Regions from separate parts of the Mus musculus genome. Here region 1 is linked to region 2. A link is a loop called in an ENCODE intact Hi-C map of the cell type or tissue named here. Cell type or tissue: heart. All regions are shown on one strand. Each heading gives the region's core, and the rest is flanking DNA. Links, peaks and the distances in the headings are about the cores only.

Region 1 (9,522 bases), core at 518-8,517, 140 kb before region 2:
GGAGTCCACTAGAATTCTTTTTCCTCTGCAATATGTAGGAAAGATCATTAGATGTACATGTTCATTAAGCCATCTTTTCGAGGTACTTGGGTGTTTTTCTTCATTAGTACAGACTTTGTAATATCCCAGGTTCATCTCTTAGCATATTTATTCTTATTGTAATGTTAAAAATGTGACGAGGGTAGGCCATTTAAATAATACGCATGCTGTTTATCTGAAAGCATTTCATTGAATATTGCTTTCCCCTAGAGCAGTAGTTTTCAACTTGTGAGCTGCCAACCCTTTGGGGGTGGGAGGTCACAAATCAGCTATCTCAAAGATCAGATATTAGATTTTGATTCATAACAGTAGCACAATTACAATGATGAAGTTAGCAACAAAATAATTTTATGATTGGGGGTTGCCATGAGAAAGCATATTAAAGTATATTCCGCAGCCTTGGGAAGGTTGAGAACCACTGTCTTAAAGTAACATATATTGTTATTCTATGAAACTGAGTACTATTCAGTATCCAGATGTTGGACACATGCGTGGTCTAACAAGCTGCTGTCAGGTACATTAAGTCTCAGCAGCTTAGTGTGTTTCCTGTTCTTGCAGAGGACCCAAACTTGCTCTTCAGTACTTACACCAAGCAGCTCACAAACACCTGCTACTCAAGCTCCAGGGTGTAGCCTCCCCAGCCTGAAGCAGGCTGGTGCAGACCTTGTCGCCACTGAGGTGGGGCCACCTGCCGTGCAGCTTTCCTACTTGGCTGGCTTCCTTTTGAAGTGACAACTGCCCTGCTCTTCTCTGAGATGCTGCTACCTGCTGAGAGGCTGAACCTGTCTTCCTGAATAAGCAACAGCCTGGCGACCAAGTCCTGACAGCATGGTGACAAAGCACCAAGGATGGACTGGGGGTGTGGGGGGTGGGGAGGGAGAGGGTGGGCCTTCCCCCTTTATAAGCAGTCTCTTAGTAAACTCACAGGCCTTGATCAGAGAAAACTTGTCTTGGCCTCATTATTTTCTCTCGAGGTCTAGTCTCTTTCAGCCCCAGCCTGCCTTCCAAGAGTACCCAGTTCATGTAGGTCGGTCCAGCTTACAACAACACCAGGGGGACCCATTACACCCTCCTGGCCTCCTCAGGAACCTTGCATGCACACACACACACGCACACGCACACGCACATGCACAAGCAAACAAAAATAACCTGTATTGAAGTTGAAAAATGCATAGAAGGCCTACAAGTATTCAAATATTATGGGACGCAATAGAATCTGAGTGGTGAGAAAGACCACTTAATGGCTGCTATTGAGATTTCTGTATTACTGAGAGCTTTGCTTGTGTGATTTCACTTAGGGCCACACATACTATGCAAATGACATAACTTGTCAGCATCAGCCTCACACGACCTGAGTCTTCTGGGTAAAAACACAAGAGTACTAGAGAGGCTGTGTAAATGGTCCAGTGGAACACTCATCTCAACACTGAACCAATGATCCCCTATGTGCTATGCAGTAGCGTGTTGCAACCTCCCTGGGCTTTCAAAACCAAAGAAACTGAAAGGCCTTTTCTTTGGAAAAGGAAAACTCCGTCAGACAAACAAGGCATGCACAGAGACCCTTTGGTTAGGCTTGGTTGGGGTCCAGCTTCTGACAGGGTGTGACTCCATAGCCCTGTCACCACTGGCTTCTGACACTTCAGAGGGGCTGTCAGAAGCCACTTAGGGTAAGCTTTTGGGAACAGGCCTCTGATTCTTCCCTTTAGCCAGGGATGGGGTGATGTGGAGAGGAGCCTGGGCAAAGGGTGAGGTCTCTAGTTGCACTGTCTAGAAAGAACTGCAGAGCTGCAGGGTGAGGCTCCCAGAGTCTCTGCTCCCTGCTGTGGGAATTAACAGAGCTCTGCCATCACACCTGTGAGACACTCTGGGGTGCTGCTGCCTGTGACTGTCATTTTCTGGCATGACTAATGTAACAATTAAACTTATATTCTCTTAGATCTTCAGGGTTTTCATCGCCTAGAGATAAATATTCCACATGTATCTTCAATATTTTAGTATGGGTTTTAAAGAGAAGCAGGAGTTAAGTGACATTGGTGTCTTGTCATTTGCAAAAGTGGAATAATGGGGACACAATTTTATCTCATGTATGTGTTCTTTCTTTTACAACAGAATTTCTTGATATTGATCTGTGACATCACAGCCTAGAGTCTCTAACCTGAAGACAGCTTCCGTCTTCCTTAGATGGAGAAGTAGGTCTTGGGAAGCCAAGGACTGTCTCACATCCAGAGCCAGGTACCTTTTGCATGTTGTTAGAATATCACAACATGCGACCCACTTGCTGATGAGACATGAGGCTTGGTTCCATGCAGGGATGGGCTGCCTCCTCACTGTACTAGCAAGGTCATGGAAGAAACTGATCCTGAAGATTGTGATCACTCAGAAAGAAATCTTGGAGGAAGGTTGGGATTTGCAGTGTTTCCCTGTTCCTAAGTTATCCTGGGCATTGTAACTTCAGTGGAAATCCTTCCAAAGACATGGTAGAAGAAAAACATCAGCATACCTGTTCTGCCAATATTTCTGAGTTATGCTAATATCCATGTAGTAACCCAAGGGTGGCCTGACAGCCAGTTGGGTCTATCACCTGGAACCCATTTATGAGGACTTTTACCATCTCCATAAATCCAGATCCCAAGGAAATTTATCTTTGTTCTTTACAACAAAGGCAAAAGAATTTCTTTAATATTTGACAATCACCAATATGCCATTTTATTGAAATTTTTTAAAAAAGAAGACAAATTATCAGGGGAAAGCAGCATCCCTTTAGCTCACACTCAGATGAGGGCATCTCAGGTTCAACTAGTCATGCCTCTTTAAGAAGTAGAACTAGTAGTTAGTTTACCAAGAATGAAGGCTTATCTTTAGTGAGGACGACAGGACATTGTATCGGAATGAACTTTCTGTCTCCTATATTATGAGAAGGCATGCTTCATCCTCCAAGTCCATAAGAACATATGACACAGATACATATGTTCAGCTACATAAAGATATAGTAAAGAATTCTGGAATTACATATAGCACGATACTAATAATAGTTGACTCAATGGAGAAGGGAGGGGGATGAGTGGGGAAACACACCTGCAACATAAATATATCATCAAGGGGGCTTCAGCCTTCTTTATATCATGTTCACATTTTACGTAGAGAAGAGTTTGTAATCTCTGACTTATTTCAAGACACTGCTCTATAGGCCCTCCAGTTATTCTCACCCCCAACAAGGAGTACAGCTGAATAATTCAGATTTTGTACGACACATGTATGCATATATGTGTCCTGAACAGAGTTTTATATCAGTAACAAGAGAAAGCAGCCTGCTGAAGCTGGTTATAATTAGAAGCATTATGCTCTGTGTGGAGGCCTTCCACAAATAGGTAACAATACAGTCCCTTCCTCCTCTATGGAGAATGCTGCCCCTAAGTCCGAGTTCTGGCTCTCGATTGAAAGCCATTGTTGCAGGCTCCAGTCTGTCTAGCTTCAGTCCAGATAGGAGGCTAGGAAAGTCCCTCCATCCACTTCGAAGGAGGAGCTGATTCTCAGAACCACAGGAAGAGGAGTCGGGGAGAGAAACGGAAGGAAGCTGGCAACCCCTCTTCCCTGCTCTCAGGCCTTCCTGCTTCCCAAACCCATTCAGCGCAGTCCGAGGTGACCAGCACCCTTCAAGCACCAGCGGAAGGAACTGCCCTCCAATTTCCTGAGGGTTCCGTACCTCCCCAAAGCACAGCATGTCTGTTCTTCTGCCTACTGCGATCCTGCATGTCCTTCAAGGCACAGCTCTGATATCAGAACCAGCGTTTAGCCTCCCTCCATGTTCTTGGCCAGCTGTCACTGTTGTCTGGCCAGTTCCCTTCCCACGTTTAGGTATGATCAAGTGGATCTGAAGAGAAGCGATTGTAAACTCACCGTGCTCAAAGTCCTCATCCCATGTGACACAGATGGGAAGGGCTTGGCTCTGGACACAGAGCCTTGGCATCCTGTTAGATTTTCCTGTGGTGGCCCTAGAGATTGGCTCCCCACCAGGCAGAGCGGAGTGGAGAGTCAGCCTTCCCTGAGTAGCTCTTTGCTGTAGGCTTTCAGGAAAGTCTCTTTGATCTTCAGTGTGGGAAGGAAAGGGGTGGTACTCTTCAGCGAGAGACTATAGTAACAACGATCTACTCCTGGCTTTGTCAGGGTCTCAAGAGAACGAAAATCCTCCTTTGGTCTCCAGCAAGGAGTGGGGGCAGCATCTGTCTGAGAGTGGAGCCTACAGTCCAGGGACCTGGGCTGGAATCCTGGATTCCCTCTTCTACAGGTTGAGATCCCTGAGCTGCTAACTTAAAGGTTCTGGACTCCAGTTTCATCTTCCTATCTAAGAAGCAGGGAAGCAACTGGATCTCCTCAGAGAGCAGCTATGGGGTCCTTAAAGGCAAAGAGCTTTAATTAGCATATGATGCAAGATTGAAGAAATCCCACATTTTTATTAATGTGTTAGTCCAGGTTCTCTAGAGAAATAGAACTTAAAGAATGACTTTGTATGTATGTATGTATGTATGTATGTATGTATGTATGTATCTACCTCTCATTCATCTATTAGCTATCATTCATATATTTATTATGTATTTTTTATCATCCATTATCTATCATTCATATACTTATTATCTACCACAAATCTATTTATCATCTATCTATCTAAGGCATTTATTAGAGTGGCTTACAGGCTGTGGTCCAACTAGTTCAACAATGCTGTCTACCAGCTGAAGGTCCAAGAACCCAGTAGTCGTTCAGTCCAGGAAGCTGGATATCCCAATTGGTTTTTAGTCTATGCCAGAATCCTGAAGAAGTAGGCTCTAATGACAATAAATAGTCTTGTTAGCAAGAACTAGAGCAAGCATACAGAGAGCAAACTTCCTTCTTCCATGTCTTTTAAATACACTGCCAGCAGAAGGTGTGGCCCAGACTAAAGAAGGATCTTCCCTCTCAAAGGTCCAGATTAGAAGTGGGTCTTTCTACTTCAAATAATTTAATTAAGAAAAATACTTTGTCACAAGTATGTCCAGCCATTCGGGTTTTAGTTAGTCCAGATGTAGTCAATTGGACAACCAAGAAGAGCCATCACAACTAGATGAAACAAACAAACAAACAAACAAACAAACCCCTCTGCTGTCTGACTAATAGGTCAGGATGAGGTGTTTTTCAAGGGGTCTTGCTAGGGATCTCCACACCAGACAGACACTGGCTCTGGAGCAGGCATGTTCTCTTAACCCTCAGGAGCTCTTTGAGGCCAGCTGCAGATTTGAGTTGTACCAGCCCTTCTTCCCTGTTCTTTCTTCTTTATATGGTGTGTGTGTGTGTGTCTGTGTATGTGTGTGTGAGTTGAATGATCCTGTTATATGCCAGATGTATACACTCTGACTCATTTTATTGGAAGTTACTGAGAAATGAGTTAAATCAGCAATAGTTTGGAATGCTCTATTTACTTAACTGATACCCTGTAGATACTACTAATTGGATAGATGGAAGTTTAGGAGTAGAAGGCATCAGGCTAGCCCCAAGCCATTCCTCCAGGCACTTGGAACTACCCCACAGAGTGACTCAATACTCCCTATTTGTAAATCCCAGACTTGATGCCGAGATATATGGAACAAACTCATTTTCTGCACCCCATGGAGGAGAATTTGAAAAGCCATTAATGTGACCCATTTCTCACCAATTTTCAGTGAGTTCTATAACATCTTGGAATTTTTAACAAGAATAACATCTTTCTTTTAGTTGTTATTCATAAGCTCAAAGTCGATTTTCAGCGATTTTGACCATTTTCTATTTGGTCTAATTTCACATTTACACCATCATTTGCTACTATCGGAAACAATTTGTTGAGGAACTGGTAAGAAAAGACAAGGACAATATGAACTGAGCAGACTGGGAGGGTGCAGGGCACTAACACTTGTATCATCAGCAGCACCTGTATCCCAGTGATTTTAAGGGGATCCTCAGTGACGAGTTAAGCATAGTCTCTTACCCATTCTGCAGATGGGAAAGTTGGAGTATAAGGGTCATCTGGCTCCCTTTGTGAACTCTGTTGTTATAGAATTTATGTCTGGTTCCTAGTTATACTGCCTTACATTGGAGGAAGTGAAGGTAGAGGGCTTTAGAACCAGAGAAGGTGAGCTGGAGGTGAAGGCAAAAGATGACTGGCATTGGATATGCAGGAACGAAGCCAGCATAGCAGCTGGCCAACTGTCAGTACAGCTACAGCAACCAGCAGCACCCCTCTTTTTGCATGAGCTGAATCTCCTGGGATGCTGTGCCAAAGCCAACTCCTGCTGGAGAGCACGCTCTGTCACAGCTTTTGCTTTCTTCTGGGTCTGCTGCACTGTCCCACTCCTGCTGGGGACACCACTGCTTGTTGGCCTCTGTCCTGGGTCAGTGCACAACCCAGAATGATCTCTGATGACACTGGGAGAGGACATATGACCCATGCTAGTTAGGGGTCAGTGCTCTGTCTGGTGGAGCACAGGTTGTGTCAGAACAATGTGAGCAGGGCTTGCTGGAAAATGCTGACTATCATGGGCCCTGGCAGAGCAGACCCTTCACATGGCAGATAGACATCCCTCAATAGCTCAGCTCTCCCCGTTCCCACACAGCCACCCAGGACTCTGAATGGGCACATGGAGATCCAGGTCATCTGAAACCAACCATGGACAGTCTCCAGGTTATTTTCCCAAGGAAAGGGCTTGACTAACAGAAGAACAGTGTGTACTGTGGGAGGGTAAGAAATCTCCATGCCTTTTTGGTTTTCCCACTTCCTGCTTGTTACATGTGCACCTCCACTACTCAAATCTCTTTCCTTCACATTTACTTCTCTGCTTCTCTCAAGAAGAACAAAGACCAAAGTATGGCTACTTAGGTTCTTCTTAGAAAGGGGAACAAAAATCCATGGGAGGGGATATAGACAGGGAGGTGATATAGAGACAAAGTGTGGAACAGAGACTGAAGGAAAGGACATCCAGAGACCGCCTCACCTGGGGATCCATCTGATATACAGTCACCAAACCCAGACACTATTGTGGATACCAATAAGTGCTTGCTGACAGGAGCCTGATATAGCTGTCTCCTGAGAGGTTCTGCCAGTGCCTGTCAAATACAGAGGTGGATGATCTCAGCCAACCATTGGTCTGAGCACAACCAATGGAGGAACTAGAGAAAGGACCGAAGAAGCTGAAGGAGCATGCAGCCCCATAGGAGGAACAACAATATGAACCAACCAGTACCCCCAGAGCTCCCAGGGACTAAACGACCAACCAAAGAGTACACGTGGAGGGACCCATGCCTCCAGCTGCATATGTAGCAGAGGATGGCCTTGTTGGACACCAATGGGAGGAGAGGCCTTTGGTCCTGAGAAGGCTTGATGTCCCAGGGTAGGGGAATGCCAGGACAGGGAAGCTGGAGTGGGTGGGTTGGTGAGCAGGGGTAGGGGGTAGGGCATAGGGGGGTTTGGGAAATGAAATGTAAATCAAGAAAATATCTACTTCTCTGCTTCTCTTGGAACAACACACAATGGTAGTTTCCCTCTCTGTTTACCTTTGGTATCTTTTACCAATTAGCCCAGAAAACCAGAAATGTTTCAGACTGCAGGTCTCTTGTTTGTTGTGTGATCCTTAGACTTCTTGAATATTTGAAAATACATCACAGATTGCCTTGAGGATGGACCCCAGTCTCAAGGTGAAATTTACCTGGGTCTCATGTATACTTTATACTCACATACTTCAATGTTAGTTTAAAAAAATTATGTACATGAGGGTTTTACCTGCATATACATATGTACACCACATGCACACCCTGCACTGGCAAAAACAGAGCATTGGATCCCCTGGAAATAGAGTTACAAATGGTTGTGAGCCACCATGCAGATGCTGGAGAGAGAGAGTTATGGTCCTCCACAAGACAAGCAAGTGCTCTTAACCACTGAGCCTTGGTAGTTCTATTTAATATTTTAGTACATTTGTGAATAATGTAAAATTTCATGGTATGGAATTTTTCCCTGTGGTGTCACATTGATAGTCAAATAATTTTGGATTTTGGAGCATTTCATTTTGAATTAGAAATACTCCCTCTCTCCTTCCTTCACTCTCTTGTTTTCTTTTGTTTCTTTCTTTAAAATTTTGAGACAGAATTTCTGTGTAGATCAGGCCTTCATGGACCCTTGAGCAATTCCCCTGCATCTGCCTCCTGATGCTGGGTTACTGGTGTACACCTTCCAGGCTGAGCTACTTTCTCATACTTGTAGGAAATCACTGTGGCTTCTTTCAGGGTCTCGGATTATGAAGCTGAAGCTGGGGGATGAGCTGCATGGATATATTCCCTGAAGTACATATCATATACACTCATCATACGTGAGTTGAAGTGGAAATTTCTGGTTTCTTTGGAGACTCAATTGTGCCATATGATGTTTTTCTGGAAACTGTCTTAGGAGGGGGTATTTTGCTAAGAATATACATGTAGTGTTTTTCGGAAAGTAGCCTGGAAAAAGAGCATGTGACATTTTGCTAGAGCAGAAACTTGAGAGAATATGAAACGTTTGGAAAGGGTATAAATATAACCCAAACCGAGAGTGGACGACGACGAAGACCAAGACGATGACTTGTGGTATTGGTTCACCTTGCCACTCTTTGCTGGTCATCATTTGTCATGACTTCATATAGAGAAAAAACACCAGAGAACTTCTGGTGGTGTTCTGGCAGCTTCTTGCCACAACTTGGGTCAATTGGCAGAGCCTCACGGTTTCTGCTGGATCAGAATGCCATTGCTGATTTGGGACTCGTGTTTTTGTGTGAATTGAGTTACCACCGCTGATTACTGATTCTTGTGAACTGAACTGCTGGTATCCTGACAATGCCAATTGGAATCGCTCCAAAGGACTATTTCTAAACAAGTCCACATCCTTCTTTGCCCTGTTAACCTTTTATTCCCCCCACTACCTTTGGTGGGTGGTGGGCTAAAAGGGAGGTTTAAAGCATTTAAGTACAATTATTAAGGCAGGTTTTGAAAAATATAAACCTACAATGAGGGAATTGGTTAACCTTTCCAGGAACTATACCAGGGTAAACAGCTTGCAACTAGAGCAAAGGAATTCTGCCTTGAATGAGGACAGACTAAGGAAGCAAGGCTCCAAGGCTTAGCAGGTAAAGATGCTTGCAGCCAAGCCAAATGACTTGAGTTTGATCTCTAGCCCTCACATGGTACATCCCACTCCTACAAGTTATCCTTGTGCACATGTACTGTGGCATTGTGTACTTGTCCCCTCATCACATGAAATAAATGTGTTTGTTTTTAATGGAGAAGAAATTCACATCTATTTTGCAGACAGCAAGAAAGCACAGATTTCACCAAGTTCATTGTTTATCTGAAGAAAGTGACAAGGAAACACACAAGTCCCCGAGGCTGGGGTTGGGGTATGAGGTTTGCTTCCTCCAGTCACCAGTGAGTCACCCTAGACTTTGCATTGTTATC
Region 2 (9,522 bases), core at 764-8,763:
AAAAACCTAGGATAGCAAAAAGTCTTCTCAAGGATAAAAGAACCTCTGGTGGAATCACCATGCCTGACCTAAAGCTTTACTACAGAGCAATTGTGATAAAAACTGCATGGTACTGGTATAGAAACAGACAAGTAGACCAATGGAATAGAATTGAAGACCCAGAAATGAACCCACACACCTATGGTCACTTGATCTTCGGCAAGGGAGCTAAAACCATCCAGTGGAAGAAAGACAGCATTTTCAACAATTGGTGCTGGTACAACTGGTTGTTATCATGTAGAAGAATGCGAATCGATCCATACTTATCTCCTTGTACTAAGGTCAAATCTAAGTGGATCAAAGAACTTCACATAAAACCAGAGACACTGAAACTTATAGAGGAGAAAGTAGGGAAAAGCCTTGAAGATATGGGCACAGGGGAAAAATTCCTGAACAGAACAGCAATGGCATGTGCTGTAAGATCGAGAATTGACAAATGGGACCTAATGAAACTCCAAAGTTTCTGCAAGGCAAAAGACACTGTCAATAAGACAAAAAGACCACCAACAGATTGGGAAAGGATCTTTACCTATCCTAAATCAGATAGGGGGCTAATATCCAACATATATAAAGAACTCAAGAAGGTGGACTTCAGAAAATCAAATAACCCCATTAAAAATGGGGCTCAGAACTGAACAAAGAATTCTCACCTGAGGAATACCGAATGGCAGAGAAGCACCTGAAAAAATGTTCAACATCCTTAATCATCAGGGAAATGCAAATCAAAACAACCCTGAGATTCCACCTCACACCAGTCAGAATGGCTAAGATCAAAAATTCAGGTGACAGCAGATGCTGGGCGTGGATGTGGAGAAAGAGGAACACTCCTCCATTGTTGGTGGGATTGCAGGCTTGTACAACCACTCTGGAAATCAGTCTGGCGGTTCCTCAGAAAATTGGACATAGTACTACCGGAGGATCCAGCAATACCTCTCCTGGCCATTTATCCAGAAGATGCCCCAACTGGTAAGAAGGACACATGCTCCACTATGTTCATAGCAGCCTTATTTATAATAGCCAGAAGCTGGAAAGAACCCAGATGCCCCTCAACAGAGGAATGGATACAGAAAATGTGGTACATCTACACAATGGAGTACTACTCAGCTATTAAAAAGAATGAATTTATGAAATTCCTAGCCAAATGGATGGACCTGGAGGGCATCATCCTGAGTGAGGTAACACATTCACAAAGGAACTCACACAATATGTACTCACTGATAAGTGGATATTAGCCCCAAACCTAGGATTCCCAAGATATAAGGTACAATTTGCTAAACACATGAAACTCAAGAAGAATGAAGACTGAAGTGTGGACACTATGCCCCTCCTTAGAATTGGGAACAAAATACCCATGGAAGGAGTTACAGAGACAAAGTTTGGAGCTGAGATGAAAGGATGGACCATGTAGAGGCTGCCATATCCAGGGATCCACCCCATAATCAGCATCCAAACGCTGACACCATTGCATACCCTAGCAAGATTTTATTGAAAGGACCCAGATGTAGCTATCTCTTCTGAGACTATGCCGGGGCCTAGCAAACACAGAAGTGGATGCTCACAGTCAGCTAATGGATGGATCACAGGGCTCCCAATGGAGGAGCTAAAGAAAGAACCCAAGGAGCTAAAGGGATCTGCAACCCTATAGGTGGAACAACATTATGAACTAACCAGTACCCCGCAGCTCTTGACTCTAGCTGCATATGTATCAAAAGATGGCCTAATCGGCCATCACTGGAAAGAGAGGCCCATTGGACACGTAAACTTTGTATGCCCCAGTACAGGGGAAAGCCAGGGCCAAAAAGGGGGAGTGGGTGTGTAGGGGAGTGGGGGTGGGTGGGTATGGGGGACTTTTGGTATAGCATTGGAAATATAAATGAGCTAAATACCTAATAAAAAATGGAAAAAAAATAAATAAATTACCATAAAATAAATTGCTCCAGAACTTAGTGGCTTAAGCAAACAATAGTCTTTTATTATCTCTCACTATTTTTGTGGATCAAGAATTTAGATAGTCCTGACCAAGCAGTTTTTGTATGGGAGTCTCATGGGACATTGTAGGATCATTGAGGGCGGTAGCCATCTACAGCTCTGACTGGCACTAGGGGATGATGCCAAAATGGCGTGATGACCCTGGCTCTTGGAAAGATACTGCATTCCCTGACACATGGACCTTTCTCTCTGTAGGATCCTCAGGCATTTTCACAGTAAAACAGCTGGTTTCCCTCAAAAGCAACTCAGCTAAGAAAGAGCAAAGGAGTCACAAAGATGTCTTTGACCTATTCTCCACCAGTTTCAAAGTATCTTCATGGATACACAGTCAGCCTTCTTCTCCCCAGAAGGAGACATACAGAGTGAATGTTGGGAGACAGGAATCATAGGTGGCCACATTAACAAAAGACTTAGGCAGTTGACCATTTAAGGTAGCTACCACAGCAACGAATAACCTAGAGTGTTGCATCTTAACTTTCTTAATGCCACAGCCCGTTAATACAGCTCTTCATGTTGTGGTGACCCCTCAACGATAAAATTATTTTCATTGCTACTCTTCATTAGTGTAATTTTGCTACTATCATGAATCATAATGTAAATATCTGTGTTTTCCGATGGCCTTGGGCAAACCCTGTGAAAGGGTCGTTCAACCACCTCCCTGCCAAGCGTTGTGATCCCCAGGTTGAGAAACATGGACCTACAGCTATTTTTCTTCATAAGGAGGAATTTGAAAAAAGCCAAGATTTCCTTGGTCAAAGCCTCATGTGGAGAGGGGAATTTGTTTCTTAGGCTAGCATGTTCTGAGTCCTGTCTGGGTATGATGTGAACAGACAGGATCTGTTAAGGACTGCGTCAAAGAGCAGAACAGGGCATTTCTTAACTTAAGCTATAACATATTGAACTTCATGTTTCTCTGGTGTGTTGTAGAGGCCAGAACATTTGATACTGATACTCAGCCTCTTTTCTCCCTGAGATGGTTCTCAGGGTCTAGTTTTCACCAATGGAATAAAAGCAGAAACAGTGTATCTCTTGTTTTGTGCAGCAGTTAAGTGGACTATAAATCCTCCATATGGTCCACCTGCCACCCACATTTGTACCTTTTCAACCTGTTTTTGGAAGCCAAGCATTGGTAGAGAAAGCCAAGGTAAGAGAAGACTGTAGCAGTGGTTCCCAACCTACAGGCCAAAAGACTCTTTCATAGGAGTCGAATCTCAGATATCCTGTGCATCAGATATTTACATTATGATTCATAGCAGTAGCAAAATGACAGTTATGAAGTAGCTGTGAAGTAATTTTGTGGTGGAGAGTCACCATTACACGAGAAACCATATTAAAGTGTCCTAGCATTAGGAAGGGTGAAGACTACAGTGTACAGTAACCAGATTTAAGAGCCTGGATGTCTGACTGAGTGCACACAGCATAGCTCCCTCTCTGTCTCTGAAGGGACCCACCTTGCACTGTGCTGGATGTGGTATGTACACTGCCCCTGTGCCAATCTCTGAAATATCCGAAGTATTGCGACTGTTATCCATCATTACTTTAGATAGCCAATGTCAAGAGCAAATCTGGTAAGTCCCTACCATCCTGAGATTTAATTTAAGCATTACAAAACTGAGCTTATGTCTGCTTTCCTCAATATTTGTGTTTTCTTATAGGATGTGCAATTTGTAAAGTAAATGTGCCTTGACAGCATATTTCATAGCATCTGGGTCAAAAGAACTGTCAGGAGGAAGGTAGGGCTTAAAAACAAAAGGCGAATAAAGGTTATAAGAATGTTGTAATCACATATAGATATTGATCCCACATATTCAAAAACTAAAGATGTCCTACCACAGAACAGCTATCCAAGTGCCACAAGATTCTTTTTATGTCACAGAGAATGGGCCGGTTAAAAATAAACTCTTTAACCGTATAGTTCTAGAATTAAAGGTCATCTCCAGAGACTGCAGTAATACAGCCATAAATAGCTCCTACAATCCTGTTGACACAATCGAAGGCTGTTTCTCAAACACCATTAAAAAACAAAAACAAAAAAAAAACCAACTCCCCCCCCAAAAAAAACCCCAACCTAGCTCACACCCTTGCTTTGTAATTGGACTCCATTCTTTTTGTTCTTTCTCTGAGCAAACATGGTGCCACAGAGAGTGGAGGAGAACTCAACAATGGGGTCTATTCAGCCCAGTCACCTGGCACCTTGAATTTGCTGTCTTGTCTTCGCCATTGTCTACTCTGGGGGGCTGGTACCACCTCAAGAGGCTTGGGAGAAAGTGTGTGTGTGTGTGTGTGTGTGTGTGTGTGTGTGTGTGTGTGTGTGTGATGTTTGCCTGTGTGCATTTATGTATGCAAGCTGTCTGTCAAGGTCAAAGGTCAACCTCAGATATGTCTCCGCCATCTTGTTTTTTGAAAGAATTTCTCTCACTGGGTCCTGGATGTGTGTAGCCTAATGGGCTACACTAACTGGCCAGTGTGCCTCATCAAGTACTGTAGCAACTGAGCCATCTCCCCAGCCCTCCGTGGGATTTCCTCATGCTTTGCCTCATGAGGTCTCAAAGGCCAATATTTCTGGGGGTAACAGCAGGGACCCAGTGCCCCAATTTTTCAGCTTTCACCAGAAGTCAGAACCTCTTACAAGTTCTCACGGTCTCAGGACAGGCCCCCTGCTGGTCATATGCAGTGACCTCGGGCTAAGTAAATCTATTCTCTTTCCTTTGTTGAAGCTGAACTTGTCTGTCATGAAGCCCTACCACACTTCTTCCCTGGGGTGGATGCTGGTGGATACCACAGATGCACTGGGAGGTGGCCTATGTTAAATGACCATGGGCATAGTCTCACTAAGCTGCTTGGTCCTGTGGGTACAGCCCCTGACTACAAATAAAACTTTTACTTTTGGGGAGAAAAAATTTTCAAAGATGGATAAATAGAATAATTAAGGGCTTTCTGGATGTCTCAGTGGCCTGCTGCCAGGAGTTCGATCCCTGGATCCCACATGGTGGGAAAAAAAAGAAGAAAACCAAAGGTTCTCCTCTGACCTCTGCATGTGTATCTTCATAAATAAACAAATATTAAAACATAATAAATAAAAACATTAAAACAAGTAGTTGTTTCCTTTAGGTCTTTGGATATTTTCTTTTTCTGGGATCTTCCTCAAAGCTGGAGAAGGCATTGCAAAAGACATGAATGACATCCTCATAAGAGATGGAAATTTTATTTGCTGTACAAGAATTTCCTGTATATTAAAGATGAGTGATTTTTCCTATGTATCTCTATGTGTACAGAAGAAAGGAGGCCCTGGGTGCTGATGTAACCATATGGAAGACTAAAGAATGTGTGACAGAGGAATCATGAAAATATTTGAACAGAAAACAAAGAGACATGGCCCTTCTCAGCCTGGCTCCAGTTACGGAATAGTTGACTTTGATGACTAACTGCAACACATCTGTATTTACACGATCTGGAGGGTATAAACTGCCAACACATAGGAAACCTCTGGTGGGGGTAGGAGTGGGGGGTGGATAACAGTCAGCTAAGCTCCTTTAAGTATCTGATGATGTCATCTAGCAAGACTCATTGTCCAAGGTCTGGCTCACATCTGGCAAGACTGTGCCATCTAGTGGTTTCACAATGGCTGCCTCAGATGGGAATTGGATTAGAAGAGCACCTTCCTTGTATTTCCCACCTGCTATAATGAAAGGAGATCGAATCCTCTGCACCCTCATGTGGCGAATTTGTGGCTACTGTCAAGTTTCTTGGCCCAAGCATGGAGGAAGAGCTCATGAGCACCACACGGATGCCAGATTTCAAACTGCTGACTTCATCATGACCAAGTGTCTACTCCACGCCCCAAAGACTACCATGGCTGTGCTCCAAACACCCGATGGCTCTGTAGACTCAGCCGCTGCCCTCCGCAAGGTTGCTTGCTGAGGAGAATTTTGACCCTTTTTAGTATAGATGCCAGGATGTGGTGAAGGTGCTAGGACACACAGGAGAATTCCCCGTCTCACTGGCCATCCTTCAAGAAAGCAGAGACCACCTCTTGCCCTTTTGCTTTCCTTTTCCCCCTCTCTCTCCGTTCCCTTCCCCCTTTCTCTCCACATTCTCATGGCCAGCCTCTACTCTTCTACTTCTCTACTCTCTCTCTGCCTTTCTCTACCTCTACTACCCTCTTGACTCCCCTCCCTATGCCCTGAATAAACTCTATACTAACCAACTAACTGTATACTAACAAACAGAAACAAGAAGAAAGCAGAGACAAATGCTCTCCCACCACCCTGCACTAAACTTCCTAACTGAATGCCTAGTGATGCTTCTGCCTCTCTTTTGCACTGGTTGGAACCATCTCATACTTTGGCCTTTGCTTGGATCTGGGCAGGTCCCTGCTCAGCCATCTCCATCCTCAGTTAGGAGAGGGGAACTCAGGGCCAACCATGATAGTGTAAAAAAGAAGCCAAGAGAAGGAAAACCAGAGAACAAGCCCCAGCCAAGACAGAGTTACAGTGCATCTTACAGGTTGCTTTGAAACAACTGCTCCTTCTAAGAAGATCCACAGAAACGTCAATGCAAAGAATGGTGTGGTAACTAAATGCATAATAAATATAAACAATAGTGAAATAATTGAGGTGGGAAGAAAGCCTAGCTTCACCCAAACCCTTAAGGCTAGCGTATTCCACATCATGTTATTCATGGTGATACTTTTTTCTAATAAAATCACAGACTTAAAGTGCACAGCAATATGATTTTTTAAAGTATAGTCACAAGTCCATGAGGTTATCAGCTCTGATTAATTCTAGAATATTATTACAGCCTCAGGAGAAGTTTTATGTCCATAGCCATCACTTCCCGTTAGCCCCTTCCTGCTGCAGACCTCGGTCACCACAAGTCTACTTTTTGTCTCTATGGACTTGTCCATTCTGACATTTCATATGAATGAAATCAAACAGCACTGATTTGTAGTGCCTGGCTTCCCTCATGGGCTGGTTGCATTATAATTCTTTATTCTTCCAGTGGCTTGACAGTTCCTCATGGTAAGGCTGTTCCAACTTTAGCTGTGTGCTCCTTGGTAGACGGACTCTGGGGTTGTCTCCACTTTCTAACTAAATTTGAATAACCCAGCCATAAATATCGATCTACAGCTTCAGTATAAATATGGTTTCAATTCTCTCAGGTGTATAACTGGGAGAAAAATTATAGGATAGCTTGATAATTGTATGTTTAAGTGTGTTATTTTCCACAGTGGCTGTACCACTTTATGTTTCTAGAGTTGAGAGAAGGGTGCCCAGTGGTAGAATACTTGCTGGTGTATAAGGATCCAGAATTTCACACACACACACACACACACACACACACACACACACACGAGAGCACTCATTATTTAGGTAATTTATTCCATCTATTTTGCATTCTTCCTAGGAATGTACAAAGGGCCTGTCTTAGTTTCTTTTCTATTGCTCTGATGAGACAACAAAGTAACATATAGAAAAGTGTTTAATTGAGCTTATTTTTACAGGGTTAGAGTCCATATAGTAGAGCAAAGACATGGTAGCCAGAATAGCTGAGAATTCACATCTCAAAACACAACAAGGCAGCAGTGGTAAGAGTGGAAGTACTTTCAAACCTCAAAGCCCAGCCCGTGACTCACCTCCTCAAACAAGGCCCCATCTCCTAATCCACCTAAACAGTTGTAACTGAAAGCATTCAAATGTATGGGCCTATGGGAGCCATCCTCATTCAAACCATCATGGGCTTAAGATTTTCATATCTTCACCAATGCCTACTTACAAAACATCTTAATAGTATAAAGTAGTCATTGGTTATATTTTATTTATTTATTCATTTTACATCCCAACTGCAGTTCCACCCTCTTCCCAGTCTCCCTTTTTTATGGCCTTTCCCCAACCCCTCCATCCCCTTCACCTCTGAGAAAGGCAAGGTCCCCTAGGTATCACCTCACCCTGGCACCTCAAGTCATTGTAGGCCTAGGCACATCCTCTCTCACTGAAGCCAGGCATGGCAGTCCAGTTGGAGAAATGGGAGCCACAGACAGCCAACAGAGTCAGGGACAGTTCCCACTCCAGTTATTGGGGACCCACATGAAGACCAAGCTGTACATCTGTTACATATGTGCGGGAGCCAAGGTATTTATACAAGCCCTTGTATGTTTTTTTTTTTTTTGGCTGATTGTCCAGTCTCTAGGAGCCCCAAGGGTCCAGGTTAGTTGGTTCTGTTGCTCTTCTTGTGCAGTTCCTACCCCCTCCAGGTTCCTCGGTCCTTCCCAAAACCCTTCCACAAGACTTTCGGAGCTCTGCCCAACGTTTGGCTGTGGGTGTCTCCGTTTGTTTCAGTCATCTGCAGGGTGGAGAGTGTCAGCAGACAGTTACACTAGGTTCCTGTCTGCAAGCATCACAGAGTATCATTAATAGTGTCAAGGATTGGTTCTTGCTGGTGAGATGAATCTGAAGTTGGGCCTGGCATTGGTTGGCCATTCCCTCAATCTCTGCTCCATCTTTTTCCCTGCACTTCTTGTGGGCAGGACAAATTTTGGATCAAAGATTTTGTGAGTGGGGTTACTGTCCTTATCCTTCTACTGGATGTTCTGCCTGGCTACAGGAGGTGGCCACTTAGGCTTCATATCCCCCCTCCTGAGTCTCAGCTAGAGTCATTCTCATAGACTCCTGGAGCCTCCTCTATCCCAGGTCTCTCTGATATGTCTTAGAGATGTTCCCCAAGTCCCTCACAGCACCATTCTCCTGGTCTTCTCTTCTCAGCTCTCCCTACACCCAGTTCCCCCCATCCATCCACCTCTGATGACTATTTTATTTCCCCTTCTGAGTGAGATTCAAACATCCTGCCTTCAGCCCTTATTGTTATTTGGCTTCTTTGGGTCTGTGGATTGCAGTGTGTATATCCAGATCAATACAAAAATGCTAGTAGCTAGGGAATCAGGCTGGGAGGTAGCCAGATCAGATTAGAGAATTCGAATTATTATAATGCCTAGTTACTGCGCTTTCACTTTTGAAGAACTAGCTAGGATAAAAAAAATCAGCTGCTGTATTAATGTGCTGCAACCTATATGTTGACATTAATGGTTACACAGCTTCTGTACCTTTGCCTTAATGCCTTCTCTGGTTGTGAAGTATAGCAGCACCTGACTTAGTTGGGGTTTCTATTACTGAGATGAAACACCAAGCTAGGGAGGAAAGGATTTATTCTGTTTACACTTCCCACATCACTGTTCATCACTGAATAAAAGCTAGGACAGGAATTCAAACAGGGCAGGAACACGGAGGCAGGAGCTGATGCAGGGGCCATGTCTTGCTCTCTACGGCTTGTTCAGCCTTCTCTCTTGTAGAACTCAGGACCACCAGCCCAGCGGTGGCTCTGCCCACAATGTGTTGGGCTCTTCCCCATCAATCACTAGTTAGGAAAATACTTTATAGGCCTTCCTACACCTGCATCTTATGGAGGCATCTTCCCAACCGAGGCTCCCTCATCTTTGAT

What was found. Hi-C counts contacts between places; a loop is a spot of excess contacts. Peaks named below come from ENCODE experiments on the same cell type or tissue, not always from the same donor. Only the 100,000 strongest peaks of a DNase experiment are listed, where the experiment ranks them.
Region 1: a loop joins it to region 2, with 2.7 times the contacts of the local background. A loop is called at or near these places in 3 of 42 quality-filtered maps.

What each region holds. Positions count from the first base shown.
Region 1 is chr10:3,712,602-3,722,123 of GRCm38, reverse strand. It overlaps A330032P22Rik (RIKEN cDNA A330032P22 gene), which reads right to left and starts at 3,966. Exons shown (of 4, transcript NR_169108.1): 1 at 3,937-3,966. Gm30164 (a long non-coding RNA gene) reads left to right here. Exons shown (of 3, transcript XR_003948984.1): 3 at 598-812. In heart, for the core only: CTCF peaks have their summits at 4,042 and 6,334; DNase peaks (open chromatin) are centred at 3,633, 3,973, 6,463 and 6,623; H3K27ac peaks cover 823 bases.
Region 2 is chr10:3,569,268-3,578,789 of GRCm38, reverse strand. No RefSeq gene overlaps it. Among named protein-coding and RNA genes, the nearest start is that of Iyd, 34 kb to the right of the region's middle. In heart, for the core only: CTCF peaks have their summits at 4,692 and 5,646 (motif pointing left); DNase peaks (open chromatin) are centred at 4,689 and 5,639.